Regions from separate parts of the Homo sapiens genome. Here region 1 is linked to region 2. The links are chromatin contacts, found by Hi-C in ENCODE. All regions are on one chromosome and are shown on one strand. The core of a region is the stretch at or near the end of the contact, and the rest is flanking DNA. Distances in the headings are between cores, read along the strand shown. Region 1 has its middle 97 kb from the start of FDX1. Region 2 holds the start of ARHGAP20 (Rho GTPase activating protein 20).

Evidence for each region. A loop is a pair of places that touch in the nucleus more often than their neighbours do. Pooled maps may share reads with other maps.
Region 1: a loop to region 2 is called in a map of CD8-positive, alpha-beta T cell, with 3 times the contacts of the local background. The contact joins the enhancer-like site here to the promoter of ARHGAP20 in region 2. A Hi-C loop is called at or near these places in 2 of 168 maps with a recorded cell type or tissue (CD8-positive, alpha-beta T cell and IMR-90), 6 of 37 single-sample maps with no recorded cell type and 3 of 50 pooled maps.

The regions. Positions count from the first base shown.
Region 1 is chr11:110,524,771-110,528,569 of GRCh38, reverse strand. No RefSeq gene overlaps it. Among named protein-coding and RNA genes, the nearest start is that of FDX1, 97 kb to the right of the region's middle. Within about 2 kb of position 2,054, at least 4 of the 41 ENCODE cell types and tissues checked have a DNase peak (open chromatin) inside an H3K27ac peak, as active enhancers do; they include CD8-positive, alpha-beta T cell, where a contact is called at or near this core.
Region 2 is chr11:110,710,534-110,714,496 of GRCh38, reverse strand. ARHGAP20 (Rho GTPase activating protein 20) reads left to right here and starts at 2,060. Exons shown (of 15, transcript NM_001384657.1): 1 at 2,060-2,370. The coding sequence starts at 2,266. RefSeq lists silencers at 1,949-2,108, 2,129-2,188 and enhancers at 1,712-2,213, 3,196-3,841.

The sequences.
Region 1 (3,799 bases), core at 805-3,304, 190 kb after region 2:
TATCCCTGATGAACATACATGCAAAAATACTCAACATAATACTAGCAAACTGAATCCAGCAGCACATAGAAAGGCTAATCTACCATGATCAAGTAGGCTTTAATTCCTGGGACACAAGTTGGTTCAACATATACGAATAAACAAATGTGATTTATCACATAAACAGAAATAAAAACAGAAACCACATGATCATCTCAACAGAAGCAGAAAAGGCTTTCAATAAATTTAATATCCCTTCATGTTAAAAACCCTCAACAAACTAGGCATTTAGGAAACATAACTCAAAATAATAAGAGCCATCTATGACAAACCCATAGCCAACATCACACTGAATGGGCAAAAGCTGGAAGCACTCCCCTTGAGAACCAGAACAAAACAAGAATGCCCATTGTCACCACTCCTATTCAACATAGTACTGGAAGTCGTGGCCATAGCAATCAGGCAAGATAAAGAAATAAAAGCCATCCAAATAGAAAGAGACAAAGTCAAACTATCTCTGTTTGTAGACAATATGATTCTATACCTAGACTTCAAACTATACTACAAGGCTGCAGTAATCAAAACAATAAGGTACTGGTACTAAAACCAACACATAGACCAATGGAACAAAGTAGAAAGCCCAAAAATAAAGCCACACCTCTACAACCATCTGAACTTCGACAAAATCAACAAAAACAAATAATGGAGAAAGGACTCCCTATACAATAAATGGTGCTGGAATAACTGGCTAGCTATATGCAGAAGATTGAAACTGGATTCCTTCCTTACACCATATACAAAAATCAACTCAAGATGAACCAAAGACTTAAATGTAAAACATAAATATAAAAACTGTGGAAAATACCCTAGGAAATAGCATTCTGGGTATAGGCTACAGAAAAGATTTTGTGACCAAGACTCCAAAAGCAATCGCAACAAAAACAAAAATGGATAAATGGGACCTAATTAAACTAAAGATCTTCTGCACAGTAAAAGAAACTACCAACAGAGTAAACAGACAACCTACAGAATGGGAGAAAATATTTGCAAAGTATGCATCTGAAAAAGGTCTCATATCAAGAATCTATAAGCTTAAATTTACAAGCAAAAAACAACCCCATTAAAGAGTGGGCAAAGAACATAAACAGAGTTTTCAAAAGAAGACAAATATGCAGCCAAAAAGCATATGAAAAAATGCCCACATTACTAATCATCAGAGAAATGCAAATCAAAACCACAATGAGATACCATTTCACACCAGTCAGAGTGGCCATTACTAAAAAGTCAGAAAATAACAGATGCTAGCGAGGTTGCAGAGAAAAGGGAATGCTCATACACTGCTGGTGGAAATGTAAATTAGTTCAGCCATTATGGAAAGCAGTTTGGAGATTTCTCAAAGAACTCAAAACAGAATTACCATTCAACTCAGCAATCCTATTATTGGGTATATACCCAAAGGAATATAAATCATTCTACCATAAAGACACATGCACATGTATGTTCACCGCAGCACTATTCACAGTGAGCAAAGACATGGAGTCAACCTATATGCCCATCAATGGTAGACTGGATAAAGAAAATGTGGTACATATACACCACGGAATACTACACAGCCATTTTTAAAAAATGAGCTCATATCCTTTGTAGCAACATGGATGGAGCTGGAGGCCATTATCCTCAGCAAACTAACAAAGAAACAGAAAACCAAATACTCCACGTTCTCACTTGTAAGTGGGAGCTAAACACTGAGTACACGTAAACACAAAGAAGGGAACAATAGATACCGGGGCCTACTTGAAGGTACAAGGTGGGAGGAGGGTGAGGATTCAACAACTGTCTATCCGGTACTCTGCTTATTACCTGGGTGATGAAATAATCTGTATACCAAACCCCTGTGACATGCAATTTACCTATATAATAAACCTGTACTTATACCCCTAAACCTAAAACAAAAGTGAAAACAAGTCACTAGAGAATTTTAGTGGGTGCCTTCTTCCCAGTTCTAACCACATAACCCCTGTCTCTGATCAGACAAGCACTGCTGGAGGCCAACACAGAAACATAGCTGGCAATGGCTCACAGGGCATTTCCCATCCAGTAATGACCTGTCTGCCTCTACTTAACTCCCAACACCACAGTGGAAAGGGCACCTGAGGGGAAAGTCAAGCCCTTTCCTGAGTTGAAAGCTCACAGCAACCATTCAATGGTTTTGTGACGTTGCACAAGTCACTTAACTTCAGCGAGCCTCAGATTCCTCATCTGCAAGTGGGAATAGTAGCATCCACCTGGGATACAACACAGTGATGTTGTGAGAGTGAAATCAAAAACAGAGAGTGGAAGATGCCTTGTAAAGAAGGGGGCTCTGTGTGCCTCTGCCAAAGCTGTTGGCAGCATCTCTGCATTGAGGCCCATTAGAAAGCATGATCTAATTGGGTGATTCAGACAGGCTTCCCAAATGCATTACAGATCATTGTTAGGAAATGCTAAGTGGTGTCTGAGAGTTCAACCAGCCCTAAAGGTTACTCTGAAAGCCTGTGAGTAAACCGCAGTTATATCACTTTGGGCTCCTGGCCACCTGGCTGTGTTGCTAGAAGTGCTTCAGGCTTGCTCTGTTCAGACTTGGTTTGACCACAAGCATATTAAATATTAAATCATGCAGAGGCAATGGCAAGGAAAATAGCTATGTCAGGTGTTAGTTACTCTGCCTTTCGTTGCTATTCATAACAGTTTCCTACGCATTTAGAATGCTCCAACTTCAAGCCTCAGGCTTAAAAGAAATGATATCAAGCCTAAAGGAACTTTGTCCTAATTTCACTGGAAATTGAAAGTAGGCCCCCAGACATTGACGCTGTGTTTCTTCATGCTCTTGACAAGGGAAGGGCTCCAGGACAGATGCAGGCCCTCTGCTCCTGGGAGAGAGGCCGCTGCCGGGATTCAGCCCCTAAGACTTCCTTCCCCATTCACAACAATGATCCCTGGTTCTTCCTCCACTCTTCAGGCCCTCACCTCTACAGCGCTGACCCTACTTCACCTAGAGCAGCACTTCATTTTTATTTATTTGTTCCTGAGACAGAGTCTCACTCTGTCACCCAGGTTGGAGTGCAGGGGCACAATCATGACTCACTGCAGCCTCAAATTCCTGGATTCAAGCAGCCCTCCTGCCTCAGCCTCCTGATTAGCTGGCACTACAAGTATGTGCCATCATGCCTGGCTAATGTTTTAAATTTTGTATGGAGATGGGGTCTCCCTATGTTGCCCAGGCTGGTCTCGAATTCCTGGGCTCAAGGGATCCTCCTGCCTTGGCCTCCCAAAGTGCTGGGATTACAAGCGTGAGTGAGCCATCACACCCAATCTACAGCAGTAATTTAATGAAGGAATGAAACAGCCTCACCAATAGAGGGACAAAGTGATAGGAGCCTTCTCCTGGCCTGCAAAAGCAGTACCCAATACCCGCTTTGGGGTAATCCTGCCCAAAGGGTTTCATCAACATTTAATCATGAGGAAGCAACCAGATAAATCTAGGATGTGGGACATTCTAAGAGACCATTGGCTTGGACTCTTCAAACATATCAATGTTAATTTCTTAAAAGGCAGGAGATGTATAGATTAAAGGAGACTAAAGAGACAATTACATGCAATGTGTGGGTGAGCCTTGATTGAATTTAGGCCCCCCCCAAAAAACAGCTCTTCGAATTCTTGGGGAACATTGGAGAAGTTTGAATATAAACTGCATAACAGATGATATTATTGAATGAAGGTTAGTTATCCTGGGCAGGGTAACGGTCATGTAGTTATGTTGGAGAATATCCTTATTCTTAAA
Region 2 (3,963 bases), core at 811-3,310:
TGGGACAGTTTTCTATGCAAACCAAAACTAATGGGTTTTGAAGTAAAAGCACTTAAAAATTAAGAAGTAAGAGTGAGTTTTCCAAATCTGCAGTAAAATACTACTTTGATTTGGAACATGTAGTATTGATCACAGATCAAACCTGTGCAAAAAAGAAGATCACAAACAGAAACATGGGACACTCTGAGTGAAACAACCAACTCTACCAGTCTGGCCCTTCTAAGATCTATCTCATAACCCTTGTATGCCTCATTAATTCCCTTAGCAAACGAACATTTATTGCACCAGACACTGCTTCAAGCACTTGGTATACGACAAAGAACAACAATAACAACAACAACAACAAAAGCCCACAAAAGATTCCTGCCCTCTGGAAGCTTGCATTTCTCTGAGATATAGATAATAAACACTAAACATACTAAGTAAATTACATGATATATTAGAAGGAGATAAGTGTTATCGAAATAAAACAGAGTAAGGAAAATTGGGAGCGTGCATTTATGATAGGAACCAAAAGAGGCTAACGAGTTGTAAGTGGATGATTTCAGCAAGGAATGAAAGGAACTGCAAAGCCCTCTGCGTGTAGAATTCATGACAAACTCTATGGTGGGGGCAAAGTCCTGTCGCTGCACATGGGTCTCAGCTGCAAAAAGAGAGTAGCCATGAAAAACTGTGTGTGTATATGCACACATACATAAACACAATAATAGATGATTTACAAATCATACATGTGATTTATACGTGTGTGTGATTTATACGTGTGTGTGATTTATAAAGCCTATGTAAGCCTACTTTAAACAGTGTGAGGTGGACAAGGCTTAAAACGGGCTGGAACATTTTCCCCCTATTATTTCCACAATAAACCATTCCTGGGCATGGTGGTGATGTGTGCGCGCGCGAGTGTGTGTTGGACAGCATCCCTTCCTTGGAACAGAGCCGGCCAGAGCCCTATTCTTCTACAACCTGTCCTAATAACAGCCTAACCTGGCAGGAACCTCGATTTTTTTCTTCTTACCACAAAAGCAAACCAAACCCCTTCCACAACCTAATATCATAGCGTGGTGTCCTTCCTCACTAATCCGCCACTGCTTCTCTAGTCCTGACTCCAAGGGAAGAATGCCATCTACCGAATCATCCGTACCAGTCAACCAGCCCCGCAAAGTGCAGCAACACTCAGCTCAACGCGGGTCAGCTCCAAATCCTCTCCCTCTGATTATTCTTTGGCCTTTAAAATATTTTTGCCTCTATTTGGGCTGACAGGAAGTTATGCTCTCGGCGCAGATATCTGATAAACACTTCCACATATTGTAGCCTTCTCAATAGCTTAGCCAAATTTCGGCGTCCTCGCTCTGTCTGCATTTTCCTTCATTGCTCTTTCACGTTTGGAATGCCCCCGTCTCTGCAGCCTGCAGACAGCGGAAACCGCGGGTGCAAATGTGCAGGGGCCGCTGACATGACCGGCTGCAGAAGCCCACTCAGGGTTACCCGAACAGGCTAGCGTTCGGGATTGCACAAGAGGTCAGGCGATGCTGTGGGCTTCCAAATTTGTACAGCTGCGACACTCTGCGACGTGCCACCCTATCCCCAGTGGGGTGGGGTGGGGGATTCCCTCCGCAGTCCGCTGAAAGCGAGGCAGGAATCACTGCAACTCCTCTGCTCAGGCTGAGGTCGCCACCGCTCCGCGGATGCACGCGCTGCAGGGGCGCCTTCCGCCGCGGGCACGGCGCGGGAAGGGATGGGGTCTGGTGGGAGTGGGCAGGTGGCGGGAGAGGCGCGTGTCCGTGCACTAGAGGCCCCCGTGCGTGACACAGGCCGATGAGCTCCTGCGGGCTGCACCCACGCGGAGTCACAGACCGAAAAGGTCAGCCGGTGGCCGGTGTGCTAACATATATAGAGAGACGCCCGCCAGGCGCGCCGCAGGCTGGGACGAGGCTAGGAGGGCCCAGGCTGGAGGAGGGCTGAGGAGGGCTGCGGGGGCGGGCCCCGGCGCAGGGCGCCCGGAGCGGAGGGGGCGGGCCCGAGGCGGGGCGGGCCGCGGCGCTGACGGGCTGTCGCCGCTGCACTCGCCTCCAGCCCGCGGTGTCGAGCGCAGGCGGAGGTACATGGCCCCGACGGGAGGCGCGCGGCGAGCACCCGGAGCTCGGCTCCCTGCCTGAGCACGGCAGCCGCGCCTCCGCCCGCGCGTCCTCGCCCCTCCGGCCGGCAGCCCGCGGACATGATCGTGTAGCCTCCTCCTGGGCTGGGATTTGTTTGAAGATTTTCTTCATGGAAGCGATGTCCCCCCAGCAGGAGACTCTAGGGGGACAGCCGGGGCGCTCCTCTTCCCTGACAGGAGTGTCTCGGCTCGCGGGAGGCAGCTGCACCAAGAAGGTGAGGACGCTGAGCGGGGGCCCGTGCCCTCCGCCGCCGCAGCCCCCACTGCCGGCGCGCGCCCTCCGCGCCCGCCACAGCAGCGCGCTAGGCGGACGCCGCGGGAATTTGACGCTCGAGGCTCGCGGCCCCTAATGAGAGTCCCAGAACACTTCCCGCCCTTGACGGCCAGCGGCAGCGCCGCCGCCTCCCGCAGAGCGCCCGCTTCTCCGTTTCTAGAGCCTTAGTCTCTCCTCGAGCGACCTCGCAGCCTCCCTCCCGTCTCCATCCGCCGCCGGTTCTGCAGCCCGGCTCCTCCCTCAGTCTAGGCGCGCGGGCTGTAGTGGGCGATCGCCTTTCCCCGACCCCTCGCCGTGCCCCTGGGCCTCCCGAAGTGGCCTGGGCGAGCACTGACTGCCCTTTGGCGGTGTCAGCCCCAAAGTCAGGGCCGGCGATGTCTGCCCGGGAGCGGCAGCCGGCGCTGAAGAAGGTAGGCAGCGGGGCTGCGGCGCTGGTGGGCTCGGCCCCCTCACCTGCCCGCCGAGGCGCGGCTGCTCCATAGCAGTTTTCGGGGGGCAGATATGGGGAGTACTGCCCCCCACACCAGGGTCCTGGATGATTCCGGGTCTCCCAGGTGGGGGTCACAGTTTGAGGGGCGACTGTGGATGATAACGCTCGACACTACGGGGACATGTAGGTTCGGCTGGGCCTAGAACCGAGCAGGGTGGGGGCGGGTGGGCTGTGGTTGGGGGTCCTGAGGGCTGAGGTGGGGGACCTTCTCCCTGCACTGGTCCCTGGCCCCTGGGACTCTGGCCGGGCTGGATAGGGATCCGGGTGTCGGTGTGGGCGTGGGGGCAGCGCGTGTTCCCTGTCAAAGCTGGGAGAGGGATGCAGGTGACAACTTGTAGCGTTCCATTCCGATAAACACGGCCGCTGTGCTGCGGGAGGATTCCGATCCGGGTCAGGTTTCGCTGGAACGGTTCCCTGAGCAAGTGCACGTGGGCCGCGGGCTGCCGGCCTCTGCCGTTTCGCTCCCTGAGGAATTGATTTGGGTGTTTCTAGCCCTGTCTGCCTGTCCCCCGCCTCCCCACCCCCGCTTCCAGCATAAGACTTTCCGATATTTTGCCTTTTTTTTTTTTTTTGCCTTGTCTTAGTGGTGCCCTTCCAGCTTTTCTGGAAACAAGTTGCGATTAGAGGCATCTTCTAGCTTTTCCTTAAGAAATATCTTAAGGGATTGCATTTGTTTCATTAGAGACTTAAAGGGGTTACGCAGGTTCCCTGCTTGTCTTGATTTTACTGCCTTTCATAAATCTTCCCACCAGGATCTTAGGTTGGCTAGAGGTCAGTTGAAGAGAGGTGATCGGTGTGCCGAGTATAGAAATGTGTGGGAGTTCCCAAGGACCTTGACCGTGTCACGGAGCCATCTAGGGGTGTCCGTGAACTTGATGATGTATGGGCTGTAGTGCCAGCTCAGCCTTTGATGTATTGAGGCTGCGGTTTGTCCTTGTCGCTTTTCCCCTTCGGAGATGGAGGGAGTGTGTGTGTGTGTAGTCAAGTCTTCCCAAATAAAACGTGAATTTATCAGGCTAGCCCTACATTTACTGACATAAATTT